Regions from separate parts of the Homo sapiens genome. Here region 2 is linked to region 1. Evidence: read pairs that join two places in POLR2A ChIA-PET (ENCODE). Cell type or tissue: OCI-LY7. All regions are shown on one strand. Links, peaks and the distances in the headings refer to the core of each region. The heading gives the core; the rest is flanking DNA. Region 1 has its middle 87 kb from the start of RPA1. Region 2 overlaps RTN4RL1 (reticulon 4 receptor like 1).

What was found. ChIA-PET counts read pairs that join two places held together with the same protein. Peaks named below come from ENCODE experiments on the same cell type or tissue, not always from the same donor. Only the 100,000 strongest peaks of a DNase experiment are listed, where the experiment ranks them.
Region 2: POLR2A ChIA-PET joins it to region 1 with 5 read pairs; 6 of 35 experiments call an interaction of 5 or more read pairs at or near these places.

Annotation. Positions count from the first base shown.
Region 1 is chr17:1,911,173-1,923,721 of GRCh38, reverse strand. No RefSeq gene overlaps it. Among named protein-coding and RNA genes, the nearest start is that of RPA1, 87 kb to the right of the region's middle. RefSeq lists a silencer at 1,427-1,609. In OCI-LY7, for the core only: no CTCF peak of the experiment used is centred there; a DNase peak (open chromatin) is centred at 7,611.
Region 2 is chr17:1,990,003-1,992,502 of GRCh38, reverse strand. All of the region lies in intron 1 of RTN4RL1 (reticulon 4 receptor like 1), which reads left to right. Among named protein-coding and RNA genes, the nearest start is that of RTN4RL1-AS1, 26 kb to the left of the region's middle. RefSeq lists an enhancer at 1-816. In OCI-LY7, for the core only: no CTCF peak of the experiment used is centred there; no DNase peak of the experiment used is centred there.

The DNA of each region.
Region 1 (12,549 bases), core at 6,093-8,592:
TGTCTCAAAAAAAAAAAAAAAAAAAAATTAGCTGGGTCTGGTGACAGTTTTAGGCCTCTTCTCAAGAGCTTTTGTGAATCCCGGGACTGTCCTTGGAATTTATATTTTCTTTTCACTGTTTTTGCTCATTTGAAAAATTGTCTCAAAATTTTCATGTTAATTTCAATCAAATATGTCTACTTTTCTTATTTGGAATATTTTCATGGATTTTAATATTTTGTTTCCAATTTTAAATGGTCTAATAGCAAATTGGCTTAAAAACTGAACGGGCAACCACTAATTCATATATCAATTTATCCTAGGTGATACTACAACATTTTACAATGTGTCTTAGTTTTTTTCTTTTTATTTGGAAATACTTACAGGTTCACAGGAAACTGAAAAAAAGAAAGCAGCAGGGAGGTCCTGGAGCCCTTTCACCCAGTTTCCCTCAATGGTAATATTTTGCGTAACTCCCTGTTAATTCACCATAAAAAAAATATATTTTGGGCCGGGTGCGGTGGCTCAGGCCTGTAATCCTAGCATGTTGGGAGGCTGAGGCGGGCAGATCACGAGGTCAAGAGATGGAGACCATCCTGGCTAACACGGTGAAACCCCGTCTCTACTAAAAATACAAAAATTAGAGCCAGGCGTGATGGCGGGCGCCTGTAGTCCCAGCTCATCGGGAGGCTGAGGCAGGAGAATGGCTTGAACCCTGGAGGCAGAGCTTGCAGTGAGCCGAGATCGAGCCACTGCACTCCAGCCTGGGCGACAGAGTAAGTCTCCATCAAAAAAAAAAAAAAAACTGGGCCTTTTCATCTCAGAAGTTCCTTCTCTCTCACTAGAGAGAGAGCTGTTTACCTTTCTCCTTTCTCTTTCTTTTGCCTATTAAACCTCTGCTCCAAATATATATATATATATATATATATATATATATATATATATATATATATATATATTTTTCAGTTAGTGATATTAATTTTACCTATTTGGGTAAAGTTTCCACATATTCAAACAACTTTGATAAGGAAAAAAATAAAGCTTCCAACAGGGACAAGGAAGGAATAGTCCTTTTCTTTTTTTCTTGGATATTTATGAATGAAATTTTAGGATTTTAAATGTCATTATATCATTGAACTGAGAAGTGGAAAATGAGAAGTGTTTGTCCAGATGCAGGATTATTGGCCAGAGTCCCCCTAACAAGTTTGGGGAGATGAAGGAGGTGTTCACAAACCTCCTGGAATTCAATGCAGGGCCCCTGGAATGTGCAGGTTTCCAGAGAGAGCTTTCTTTCTCTTTCTGTTTTTTTTTTTTGAGAGGTAGTTTCACTCTGTCGCCCAGGCTGGTGTGCAGTGGCCGGATCTCGGCTCACTGCAAGCTCTGCCTCCTGGGTTCACACCATTCTCCTGACTCAGCCTCCCGAGTAGCTGGGACTACAGGCGCCCGCCACCACACCTGGCTAATTTTTTTGTATTTTTAGTAGAGACGGGGTTTCACCGTGTTAGCCAGGATGGTCTCATCTCCTGACCTCGTGATCCACCTGCCTCGGCCTCCCAAAGTGCTGGGATTACAGCTGTGAGCCACCGCGCCCGGCCAGAGAGAGCTTTCTTTTTCTTTTTCTTTTCTTTTTCTTTTTTTTTTGAGACACAGTCTTGCTCTGTTGCCCAGGCTGGAGTGCAGTGCCACGATCTCGGCTCACTGCAACCTCCACCTCCTGGGTCCAAGTGAGTCTCCTGCCTCAGCCTCCTGAGTAGCTGGGACTACAGGCGCCCACTACCACACCCAGCTAATTTTTTGTGTTTTTAGTAGAGACGGGGTTTCACCATGTTAGCCAGGATGGTCTCGATCTCCTGACCTCGTGATCCGCCCCTCGGCCTCCCAAAATGCTGAGATTACAGGCGTGAGCCACTGCGCCCAGCCAAAAGCAGATGGAGTCTCACTCTGTTGCCCAGGCTGGAGTACAATGGCACCATCTCGGCTCACTGCAGCCTCCACCTCCCGGGTTCAACTGATTCTCCTGCCTCAGCCTCCCAAGTAGCTGGGATTACAGGCGCCCATCACCACGCTTGGCTAATTTTTGTATTTTTAGTAGAGGCAGGCTTTCACCATGTTGGCCAGGCTGGTCTCAAACTCCTGACCTCAGGTGATCCACCCGCCTCGACCTCCTAAAGTGCTGGGATTACAGGCATGAGCCACCGCGCCTGGCCTTTTTTTTTTTCTTTTAATTAATAAATAAATTAATTTATATTTTTGGGACAGGGTCTTCCTCTGTTGCCCAGGCTGGTCTCAAACTCCTGGGCTCAAGCGAACCTCCTGCCTCAGCCTCCTGAGTAGCTGGGCCCACAGGTGCAGGCCAGCACGGCCTTTTCATCAGATCCTGAAAAAGGCTAAGAACTGGCCCGGACTCCTTCGTTTCACCCTCAGCGGCTCCTCCGCAACGCCGCCTCCCACCTGGCATGTAGGTGGCACTCCGCCTGGGGATGACGAGTCCTTGGCAGAACCGGCTTGTGGAACAGCCAAGGCTGCGGCGGAAATAGTCGCTCTTGACCAGTTTGTCCTTTTGACCAATTTGGTTTCGACCCAATCGTCTACTCCTCCACTCTGTCACACAAGGAAAACGGGGCGGGGGTGGTGGGGGAAAGGATGGAGCGGCTGGTTCCAGAAGACGCCAGCAACGGAATTTTAAACCCAGGCAATCTGCTTCCTTGTCATCCTAAAAGCTGTGGCAACTGGCAGGCTCCAAGCTCCCTGGGAACACTGGCTTCCAAATGCTAGTTTGGAGACAAGGGGAGCCTGTGATTGCGATTTTACCGATTTGCAACGAAACATTAATGTATTGAGTTTTTTGCTAAGCCAAATTTATTCCATCTAAAGATAATCCTTTATTCTGAAATCATGTCCTTATTTTTTTTTTTCCTTTGGTTTGGGGAGGGAGAAGGGTGTTCTAAAAAGATCTTTCTTTGGCCGGGCGCAGTGGCTCACGCCTGTAATCCCAGCACTTTGGGAGGCCAAGGTGGGTGGATCACCTGAGGTTGGGCGTTCGAGACCAGCCTGGCCAACATGGTGAAGCCCCGTCTCTACGAAAAATACAAAAAAAATTAGCCAGGCCTAGTGGCGGGTGCCTGTAATCCCAGCTACTCGGGAGGCTGAGGCAGAAGAATTGCTTGAACCCGGGAGGCAGAGCTTGCAGTGAGCCAAGATTGCACCATTGCACTCCAGCCTGGGTGACAGAGTGAGACTCTGTCTAAAAAATAAAAGTAAAAATGATCTTTCTTTTCTGAACCAACGGGACTGGTACATAGCAGCTTCTGTGTCTTGGGGTCTCTCATTGGCCAAACAAAATGCTGGCAACCCAAGGCAAGCCCTCCAAATTCTTTCTGCAACCCTACTGCTCTGTGCATGCAAAAACTCTGGGAAGGGTGGTTGTGGAGGAGTCTGGCAGTGCGGCCCTTGCCTTATGCTGTTCCCAGCCCCAACCCAACCCCACTTGGGCCAACGGCTCTGCTCACCTGTGCCAGCTCCGTGTGCATGGCCTCCTTCCTCCTTATCACCTGCCTTCCATTATTTGCAGATAATTATCTGCAATAACCAGCCAGTTACCCTTAAAGACAATTATATTCTCTCTCTTTTTTTTTGATACAGAGTCTCGCTCTATTGTCCAGGCTGGAGTGCAATGGCATGATCCTGGCTCACCACAACCTCTGCCTCCAGGTTCAAGAGATTCTCTACCTCAGCTTCCCGAGTAGCTGGGATTACAGGCTCCTGCCACTGCGCCCAGCTAATTTTGTATTTTCAGTACAGACAGGGTTTCACCATGCTGGCCAGGCTGGCCTTGAACTCCCAACCTCAGGTGATCCTCCCGCCTTGGCCTCCCAAAGTGCTGGGATTACAGGCGTGAGCCACCACGCCTGGCCAACAATTATATTCTTCTATCAGCAAACATTGATGTTCTTTTCTTACATCTTTTAATGAAGCTGACATTAGGGAGATGTTTCATTTTCATAAAGTCAAACGGCTGCCTTTTAAGAGGGTTTGGGTTCCATGTTAATGTTTCAAAGCCTTAACTAGGGGATGGGTGTTTGGTGGAAGTAGAAAAGGAATTAGGAGGACTTCTTCCCTGTTGGTCCAAGAGGAGCTGCTTTGAGAGGTCAGATGCCCAGGGGACCCGGTACAGCGTGCCAGCCCCCCTCCCCAAGCTAATGAGCTCTAAAAGTATCAATGCGATGAGCTCAGCCCTGCAAGTGAAATCATTCAGCAGTGCTGCTCTCATAGCTGTGCCTGCCTCTCACTGACCACGGCTTAAATCCTCCCTCCCTGCAGCCACCTCTGGGGACCTCCAGAGCTAATTGCTTCAGGGAGCTTCATTGAAATGAAGCACCCTCAGCTGCTCATAAAAGCTTTATCGTGGGCGAAGGCTGACCCAGACGGAACAGTAGCATCTATCTCCCAGGTCAGGGGGCCAAAGGCGCCGGCCGAGGCAGGATCTAGGCTTACAGAAATAACTCGGTTAGGTATTAAAAAGCCGGGGGCGGGGGAAGAGGCTGTAATTTTATCTCTTCCCGAGTGCCCCTCTCTTTACAATTTGGGCCTTACCTGGTGACTATGTGTACTTGAGTCACTCATTGTGGGCCAAACAACCTCAAGATGCAATTTCTTTCAAAGGTAGAAAAAAAATAAATAAACGAAAGTCTGCTCCTGCTGGGTTTATAAAGAGCTGTTTTCTTCCTGAGCTCTGTGGCATGGTGGCTGTAATCCGGAATTTCTTTTTAATCATAGCAGGAGTCCCAATTAGCGTGTTGGGTAATCTTTCAAGTAGAACTGGGAGCTCCGTGACCATAGAGAGCCGAGGAAATGTTACATGTGAAGAAGCTCTGGAGGGACAGGGCCGAGAAGGCAGTGCTGTCAGGCCGGTGCACACACGTATGTCAATCACGTATGTCAATCACGTATGTCAATCAACGTGCATTTGCAGGCTGGATCCCAGTCCCAAGAGCAGGCGTGTGCACCCTGGGTTTCTTGACCCCCAGTTCTATCATACCTGGACCAGAAGGAACGTATGGAGTGTACGTGGTGTTCCCCTTGGTGCAGAAACCCCAACGCTGCCCCGTCCGTGAGCCAGCATGCCAACATACAGGCCATGCACGCATACCTACCCCTTCCCGCTAAGAACACAGGGCAGGAACCAAGCTGCATGTGTGAGGCTGTGGCGCAGAGTTTGGGGCGCCCCCGGCTCTCCATGAGATGGGCCGCAGCCCCGGACTCAGCTGGCACCGGGGCCCAGCTCCGATCCGGTACGCCGGTGACCTACTTTCCTTTGTTGTTGTTTTTGGAAGTGCTGATGTCAATGCAGAATTCAGCAGAGAAGCTGAGTGAGAAAAAAAAAGAGAAGGGGGTAGAGAGAGAAGAAGGGAAAGAACCAAGGGCAGGGAGAGCGCCAGATAGGGATGGTGGTGGCAGGTTCTCTGCAACAGGGCTAACCTCCTACTGCCACTGTCCCTACAGGGCCCGCCTACTGCCACTGTCCCTACAGGGCCTGCCTACTGCCACTGTCCCTACAGGGCTAACCTCCTACTGCCACTGTCCCTACAGGGCTAACCGCCTACTGCCACTGTCCCTACAGGGCCTGCCTACTGCCACTGTCCCTACAGGGCCCGCCTACTGCCACTGTCCCTACAGGGCCTGCCTACTGCCACTGTCCCTACAGGGCTAACTGCCTACTGCCACTGTCCCTACAGGGCTGACTGCCTACTGCCACTGTCTCTACAGGGCCCGCCTACTGCCACTGTCCCTACAGGGCCTGCCTACTGCCACTGTCCCTACAGGGCTAACCTCCTACTGCCACTGTCCCTACAGGGCTGACTGCCTACTGCCACTGTCCCTACAGGGCCCGCCTACTGCCACTGTCCCTACAGGGCCCGCCTACTGCCACTGTCCCTACAGGGCCTGCCTACTGCCACTGTCCCTACAGGGCTAACCTCCTACTGCCACTGTCCCTACAGGGCTAACCGCCTACTGCCACTGTCCCTACAGGGCCTGCCCAGTGGGTCTGGGAGCAGCCTGGCCCCGTGGCTTTGGGCTGAGTAAACAGGGAAGAGGCTTCTTCCCCCTTTCGATGCACAAGGGGCAGAAGGTGCTGGCCAGGCAGGCATGCCCAGAGGTGCCTTCCCTCAGAGAAGGAGCCATGCGCCGTAGGGCACCTCCCTGCGCTCTCCCCAGGTGCCTGGAGGTGCCAGGTGCACCTCCATCTGTCACACCATTGGAAGATGCCGAGCCGCAGCCACCCTGACGGCTGGGACTCGGTGGAGGCTCCCTACACTCGCTGGGGCTGGAAGAAATTGGTCTTTGGGGATTCTGAAGGCAGCTTCCTCTATTCTCTTGCTCCTTGGTAACCCACATGACAGAGCTCCGCCGGCAACTTGCCTGCTCACACCTCCCGTTCGCAGGTGCCCCAGGAGAGCGGCAGGGTTTGGGGCGAGATGAGCCCAAGACTGCCCCAAATGCACGGCAGCACACTGCGGAGGACGTACTGCCCGCCCCTCCCTCACTGCCTGGCTTTCTCATGCTATAGTTGGGGTTGAACTCTGGCCCTGCGGTGACTCTGCCCTTTCCACCCATTCGCAGAGCCCAGCTGCTACTCCACGGTCCCTGCACCGGCTGCTGCACAGACCCGCGGCCGCAGCCTCAGGCTGAACCCTTCCTCCGGACACTTGGCCGACAGTTACTTCATGATCAAACCATTTCAGATCCACACTCTCCTGAAACTCAAGGCTATAAGCCTTGTGATTCCACCTGTATAACACAGCCCCCCAGCCCAGGTTTTTTTTTTTTTTTAATCCATGTACCAAAGGGACTCCGTTCCAGTGGGGCTGGGACCTGGAGTGTGTCAGCTTCTCCTCTTTCCCTCTTGGATGCTTCAGCCCCCAAACAAGCTTGGTAAAGGATTAAGGTCACTCTCTCCAGCTCCATAAGCTCATACATTTTTCAAGCAAAGAAATATACAGAGGAGACAAAGCCCTCATATGCTGGAATTACACCCCGAAAAATAGGTTACCTGACAATGACTTGTTTCTAAGTGGAGCAGACGTTTCTAGCGGCGGAAGCATTGGCTGGGTTGCCGGAGCCGCCACCTTTTCCTCCCAACTTACTGCCTCTTAACCTCGCCCAGTCCCCGGGTTTAGAGCCGGGATAATAATTCTCCCCACCTCCATCCTCCCTGAGCTGGTGGAAGGTGTAATGAATCAACATCTGAAGCACTCTGAAGAGGCCGAGTTCGGGGCGCTGAGTACACAGCATCACCAGCCACCTCTCAAATCTACATCGAGCTGATTTATTTACCTCCCAAGAAAGAGACAACAATCATCATATTTACACTTCACGCTCAGCTTTGTGCATTTCCCCACATCACCCCTCCCTCTGCCATTGCTAAGGACTCCATTACAGATGCTGCTTTTCCACGGAAGAGACGTCCCCTCTCCCAGCATCTCTCTCTTGTCCTGAGGGTCACAGCCTTCTTCCCCAAATCACAGTCTGTTGCCACAACAGTGGCAAAACGTGCCGCCCCACGGTACACAGGAGGCCACAGCCTCTCCCCAGGAGGCTGAGGAAATGGATTCCATAGCAAAAGAGGAAGTCAAATGCTGCCAATAATTAAGAAGCGAAGCAGAGGTGCATGAAAGGTAAATGGAAGTCATTTAAATGTTGCATCATTTAAAGAGTGCCCTAGCGCCCGGGTCCCTCATTACCACGCAGGGCCGCAGACTGGTAGCAATTAGGCTGGCACAGGTAGGACCACCCCACTGAGAAGTGGGGGGATCGCGGCACACCTGCCAGTGATTGCTGCTGGGGGCAGCATTTGACTTCCCTTCTTTCTGGTTTTTGACAGCCCCCTCATTTTCAGCAGCGTTCCATCCTTGGTGCTCTCACACAGTAAATAATACTGCAAGAAAAAAAGAAGAAGAAAGAAAGAATGAGATGAAAAGGTTTAAAAGGTTCTGCTAGGCCGGGCGCAGTGGCTCACACCTGTAATCCCAGCACTCTGGGAGGCCATGGCGGGTGGATCACAAGGTCAGGAGTTCGAGACCAGCCTGGCCAATATGGTGAAACCCCGTCTCTACTAAAAATACAAAACTAGCTGGGCATGGTGGTGCGCACAGGTAATCCCAGCTACTTGGGAGGCTGAGACAGAAGAATTGCTTGAACTCAGGAGGTGGAGATTGCAGTGAGCTGAGATTGTGCTGCTGCATTCAAGCCTGGGCAACAAAGCAAGACTCTGTCTCAAAAAAAAAAAAAAAAAAAAGGTTCTTCTTGGTTCCGAGAATTAGAAAGGCTGCTGCTCCTTGGACATCGAGCCTGGCTGGGAGAATCTCGATGGATGTTCTGGAGCGACAGGGTCCCATACAAGAGCATCTTAGGTACCACCTGCCAGGCAACAGGATAGATGGACCCTCGCTCCTCAGAGCAAAGGCCAGGGGCTGACTCCCCCACACCGACGGTAAAGGGGCTATCAGCAGAGGCCTCCTAAAAATGTCTCTATTTCCATACTAATCCTGGGTTGCACTGAGAAGAGACGCTTCTGTCTAAAAAGCAGGGCAGGCCCATCGAAGCTCAAAGAACCACACCCAGGGGTTCTGCTGTTCTCCTAGGAGAAAGCAGGGGGCTGGGGACGGAGGCAGCAGTGGATGGGATGGAACTGCCCAGCATGCCACCTGCACGGCCCGCCTCTAGACCCCCTGCAGGCTGATCTTCAGCTCCTGGAAGACAATGCCGGCTCCAAAGGGATGTCACTGCTGGGCCTTCCAGCTTCTCTCCCCAGTGCTCTCCAGATCAAAACCCCCAAACTCGTTAACTAGAAAGTTTGCTGAGGGAACAATACATGCTGAGGTGCAGGATGTGGTGCCAACTCTCTCATTAAAGTGGCCTTTCCCCACGAGAACTCACTGCTGATGACAATGGGTACTTGGCCGCTGCCATTTCAGAGTCAGAGGCTGACGGGAGGAGAGGAAACAGCTGGGTCCAGGTCAAAACAGATCAAATTTATGGCTGGTGGAATGTGGCTGAAAGCTATTTACTGCATGCTTGGTGCCACTATTTTCTTTCTTTCTTTTTTTTTTTTTTTGAGACGGAGTCTCGCTCTGTCCCCCAGGCTGCAGTGCAGTGCTGCGATCTCGGCTCACTGCAAGCTCCGCCTCCCGGGTTCACGCCATTCTCCTGCCTCAGCCTCCCGAGTAGCTGGGACTACAGGCGCCCACCACCACGCCTGGCTAATTTTTTGTATTTTTAGTAGAGATGGGGTTTCACAGTTTTAGCCAGGATGGTCTCGATCTCCTGACCTTGTGATCCGCCCGCCTCGGTCTCCCAAAGTGCTGGGATTACAGGCATGAGCCACTGCGCCCAGCCGGTGCCACTATTTTCAAAAGGTGATTTTTGAAAAGGTTGTTCTTCCAGTTGCTGATGTGCCTTTTGTGTGTGTCTGTGTGTGTGTGTGTGTGTGTGTGTGTGTGTGTGTGTGTGATGGGAGCCTGTGCCCAGGGCCCCGTGCTCCTCGGAGCTGGATCAGATGCCGATAAGTGATAAGAACCCCAGTCACTAAGGGTGCAGCCATACCTGACGCAGAAGAAGGCACTGGGGGGTGAAGGAAGGCGAGCTGGGCCGTGAGGATTCGAACCCGACAGCCCCGGAGTGAGGGATCCCAGTTACGAATGAATACAATGGAAACCTGAGTGAACCCACGGCTTCTCCACTGACCCAGCCGAAAGGACACAGGGTAATTCAAGATGACAGACACAATAGGCTGCCTGTGTTCCCGGGGCTGCCGAAACAGACGACCGCAAACTGGGTGGCTGGAAACAAGAGAAACTCATTCTCTCCAGCTCTGGAGGCCAGAAGTCTCAAATCAAGGTGTTGGCCAGTTCGTTCCTTCTGGAGGCTCTCGGGGAGAATCTGTTCCATGCCTTTCTTTTTTTCTTGTCTTTTTTTTTTTTTGAGATAGGGTCTCACTCTGTCACCCAGGCTAGTGTGCCGTGGCATAATCATGGCTCTGGAGGCTCTGCCTCCTGGGGCTCAAGCCATCCTCCCTCCCCAGCCTCCCTCCTGAGTAGCTGGGACTACAGGCATGTGACACCACGGCTACATTTTTTTTTTTTTTCAGAGCTGGGGTCTCGCCGTGTTGTCCAGGCTGTGTTCTGTGCCTTTCTCTTGGCCTCTGGTGGCTGCACACAGTCTTTGTTGTTCCTGGGTTTGTAGGAATACCCCTCCAGCCTCTCTGCCTGTCTTCACGTCCCCTTCTCTGAGCGTCCTGTCTCCTTCTTCTGTTGTCCTAGAAGGATGCTTGTCATTGGATTTAGGGCCCACCCTAGCCAGGATGACCTCGTCCTGCAGTCCTTAACATAAACACATCGACAAGGACCCTTTTTCCCATCAAGGTTTCATTCACTGTTTCCAGGTGGACGTATCTTGTGGGTAGCCACCGTTCAACCTACTGTGATAGCCACAGTGACCCAGAGAACTGCTCCCAGGACAAAGCCTTCTCTCTCAGCCCCCACTGGATCCTGTGCTGTGAATGGGAACTTCCCGGCCACCCCTTGGGTTACCATAATTTTGGTTTTTTGTTTGTTTGTTTTATTTTCTTGAGACAGAGTCTCGCTCTGTTGCCCAGGCTGGAGTGCAATGGTGTGATCTCGGCTCACCGTAACCTCCGCCTCCCGGGTTCAAGCAATTCTCCTGCGTCAGCCTCCCGAGTAGCTGGGATTACAGGCGCCCACCACCACGCCCACCTAATTTTTGTATTTTTAGTAGAGACGGGGTTTCGCCATGCTGGCCAGGCTGGTCTCGAACTCCTGACCTCAAGTGATCCGCCCGCCTCAGCCTCCCAACGTGCTGCGATTACAGGCGTGAGCCACTGTGCCTAGCCGAGTAACTGTAATTTTGGATCCATAACAAAGCCACAGGGGCATTGGACCTTTCCCAAAGACAGGCCACACCTGCCTAAACCATGTCCCTGTCTCAGAGGGTCACTCAGCCCTGAGTCCCTTCTCGTTGAGGCGGTTTCTAAAGTGGGAGACCACAGCAGAGCATCTTGCCCACAAGGCACCCTCAGGGAGGAACGGAGCCAAAAGGGAAGTCTGAGCCAAGCACGGGAACCAGGGATGCTCCTCCTCACGTGTCCTCACCGGAAGCTCGCAGTCGCCAGGGCCAAGCACAGGGCTCTGCTCCTACAGGGGGCTTTGCAGACGTTTACCAGCCTTTTTTTACCAGCTCATTCTCCTCTGAAGCAACCTATTATGTCGCAGGTTGCTTCTGATCATTAGAAAGCACTTTTTTTGGTTGAGTCAAAACCAACCTGCTTGCAATGCTGTTCACCCACTGTCCCAAAGTTGCCTTCAGGAGCTCTAAGAAATGACGGTCACCACCAGACTCCAGACGCTGCCTCATGCTAATCACCTGAAGGCATGAAAACATCCCCCCAGAGGTCCCAGGGCGCCAGCAGCTGGGCCAGACTGACCAAAGGAATTTCCATTTTTCCTTGAGCGTGGATAGCAACCATCACTGCATTTTAAAAAACATAGCCCACGTCTCCCAGAATTAGCTGCATAAAAGAAAAAAAAAAAGGTTAGCCCACGATACGCTAGGTGTTTTATGTATGATATTTCTAATTCTTACAACTGGCCTGGAAGGCACGCGTTAATATCATCCTTGCTTTACACACGAGGGAATAAATTCTGAGGTCAGGTAAATGGAAGATGGGGGATTTGAACCCAGATCTGCCTGACCACAGTCCTCACGTTGTCTTTCTCCCCACGCTGCCTCCCTCATGTGCAAAGGAACAGCCTATTTTCTACGCCTGGGGGCCGGAAAGTGGGGAAAGAATGAGTGTCCTCAAAGGAGGGTGAGGATAAAGCAGAAACTCCACTTTCATATCTAAACTAAGCAATCATGTTTTATTTCCATTTCCCTGAACATATAGTTCAGTTACAAGGTTTAAAAAAAAAATACAACGGGTTCTCGAGAAATGTCAAGTATTACATTTCAGCGGACGTGTACAGAACAATCAAAATGATGGACATCCCCAAACAGATGCAAACCTTCACCAAAGTCTCTTCCAGAGGCACATCACTGAGATTTGAAAAGAGCAGCTCATGGATCGGACCCGGTTGATTTTCCTCGTATGTGAGCTTCATACATCCAAACTCTGGTTCACCCAGAGGAGAAAATATAATAATTATGATTCCTTGCACATTTATGGACTGTTTTATGTTTTTTCTTTCTCACAAATTACTGCATTTGATCCTCACTTCCGCCCTGTGAGATGGGAGAGACAACTGTCCCCCTCGCTGCACATGTGAGGACATCAGGAGGTGCAGGAGTCCCTGGAGGAGGGCAGGAGGTAAGCAGGTGTCCTCTTTCCTCTGCTCTGCTCCTTGCAGGAGGCCCACTGTCCCCTTTCCTTTTTTTTTTTTTTTTTTTTTTTTGAGATAGATCTGGCTCTGTCACCCAGGCTGGAGTGCAGTGGTGTGATCTCGGCTCACCGCAACCTCCGCCTCCCGGGTTCAAGGGATTCTTGTGGCTTAGCCT
Region 2 (2,500 bases), core at 1-2,500, 75 kb before region 1:
CCCTCTACATGCTCTTAGCCCCAACTGGGGGAGGGGGCGGCTCTTTGTCCCCAACTGAGTCCCCAGCCACACAAGTTGGTTCTCTCTGAACCCAGAGAAGGACTCTTTTTCTTTTTTCGTTTTTCTTTTTTTTTTTTTTTTTTTGAGACAGAGTCTCGCTCTGTCACCCAGGCTGGAGTGCAGTGGCGCGATCTTGGCTCACTGCAACCTCTGCCTCCCGGGTTCACGCCATTCTCCTGCCCCCCCAAGTAGCTGGGACTGCAGGCGCCCGCCACCACGCCCGGCTAATTTTTTGTATTTTTAGTAGAGATGGGGTTTCACCGTGTTAGCCAGGATGGTCTCGTTCTCCTGACCTCGTCATCCACCCGCCGCGGCCTCCCAAAGTGCTGGGATTACAGGCGTGAGCCACTGCGCCCGGCACGAGGACTCTTTTTCTGCATGCAGTCCAACCCTTGCTCCTACGTGGCCCATGTCATGAAGGATCTGGGGGACTGTGTGTACAAGGAAGGAGGGTGGGCGTGGGGCTCAGTACACGTCTCTCCTCTTCTGGAGACATAGCTCTCCCTGGACTTCTCAGTCAGAGTCAGTTACAGCTCCGTAAATAGAGCAATTCCACTTCCAGGAATTGATCTACTGCTACCCTTGTATCTGTGGGCAGAAATGCGCATGTGGGAGCATGCAAGTTCAGAAACTGGAAACAACCTACTTGTCCATCAGGAGGGGATCCACTGGGTAGATGACAACACCCCCGTGCGATGGGATTTTCCGCTGCGAGGAATGGGTGACTCTGTGTGCACTGAGATGGGGTGGATGCCAAGCTACCTTGCAAAGTGAAAAAGCAGTGGTAATACATGGCGCTACCATTTGGGTTCTAAAAAGACATGCTTGTATGTGATAGAAATTTTCTGGAAATACACAAAAGAAACTGTTAACAGTAGGATACCTCTGAAGAAAGAAACTGGGGCCTGGAGGTCTGGGAGAGGAAAGGAGACTTACTTTTTATTGTATACCCTTTTGTGTTCTTTGAAGTTTTTTTTTGTTTTTTTTTTTTTTTTTACTATGTGCATGTATTATCTTTTCGATTAAAAAGAAAGTTGGGGGAGGTTCAAAAAAAAACAAACTCACAGGCTTTATCTGGCTTCTCAGTCCACCTTTTCTTCCGTTTCCAGCCCGGTCCTACCACCCTGATTCTCAGGCCTTTTCTCAGCTCCTCTCCCTCCCTACAAGCCTATGCCTACCCTTCCCCGGGGCATCCATTACCGCCTCTTACAGGTACTTAAAACCTATCTTTTTGCCTTGAAATACAAATAACTCTAATCTGGAGAGAAGGCTGAGCTCCATTGCACTTATAGAACAGACAGAAATCAGCTGGCACTGAGATGCTCGATAAATGTTTGCTGAATCGAATGGAATCTGCGACTCGGTTGGTTACACTGAGCAAGGTACTAATTGGCCAAGGTCAGGCATCCAAATTGCACATGGGTTGGTGCTCTCTGCGCCTAGAGAGGGACTCGTTCCCTGGATGCTCTCATTTTCTCCATTGTGGCTATGCAGGGGGAGCACTACACATGCAGGAAAGGGTGGGTGCAGGGCTGTGTGCACACCGTCTCCTCTCTTGGAGACACAGCTCAGAGAGACTTTAAGAGGTAGAGCGAAACAACAGTGTGATAGACGGAAAACCCAGCTTTGTAAAAGATTCTGACTCAGAAGCGCATCTGTAGTGGACTCAAAAAGTTCCATGATAATCCCTTCCTTCCTTTCTTCTGTTAGCCTTGATTGTATTACAGTAAGTTTTGTTTTTTGAAACAGGGTCTTGCTCTATTGCCCAGGCTGGAGTGCAGTGGTGTCATCATGGCTCACTGCAGCCTCAACCTCCTGGGCTCAAGCGATCCTCCCACCTCAGCCTCCCGAGTAGCTGGGACCAAAAGTGCATGCCACACATCTGGCTAATATTTTTTATGTTTTGTAGAGATGAGGTCTTCCTCTGTTGCCCAGGCTGGTCTTGAACTCCTGAGCTCAAGCCATCCTCCTGCCTTGCCTTAGCCTCCCAAGGTTCTGGGACTACAGATGTGAGCCACCATGCCCGGCCTACAAGAACTTTTTATTTTTCATTATTTTATTTTATTTGTTTATTTTTGAGATGGAGTCTTGCTTTGTCACCCAGGCTGAGTGCAGTGGCTCGATCTCGGCTCACTGCAACCTCCACCTCCCAGATTCAAGCGATTCTCCTGCCTCAGCCTCTCAGCCTCGCAAGTAGCTGGGATTACAGGTGCCCACCACCATGCCCGGCTAATTTTTTATTTTTAGCAGAGATGGGGTTTCACCGTGTTGATCAGGCTGGTCTCAACCTCTTGGCCTCAGGTGATCCTCCAGCCTCAGCTTCCCAAATATTCTATGCATCCTTGATAATTAAAAAAAAGTTTTTTAATGTACACAACAAAATTTACCATTGTAATCATTTTAAGTGTACAGTTCTGTGGCATTAAGCACACTCACATTG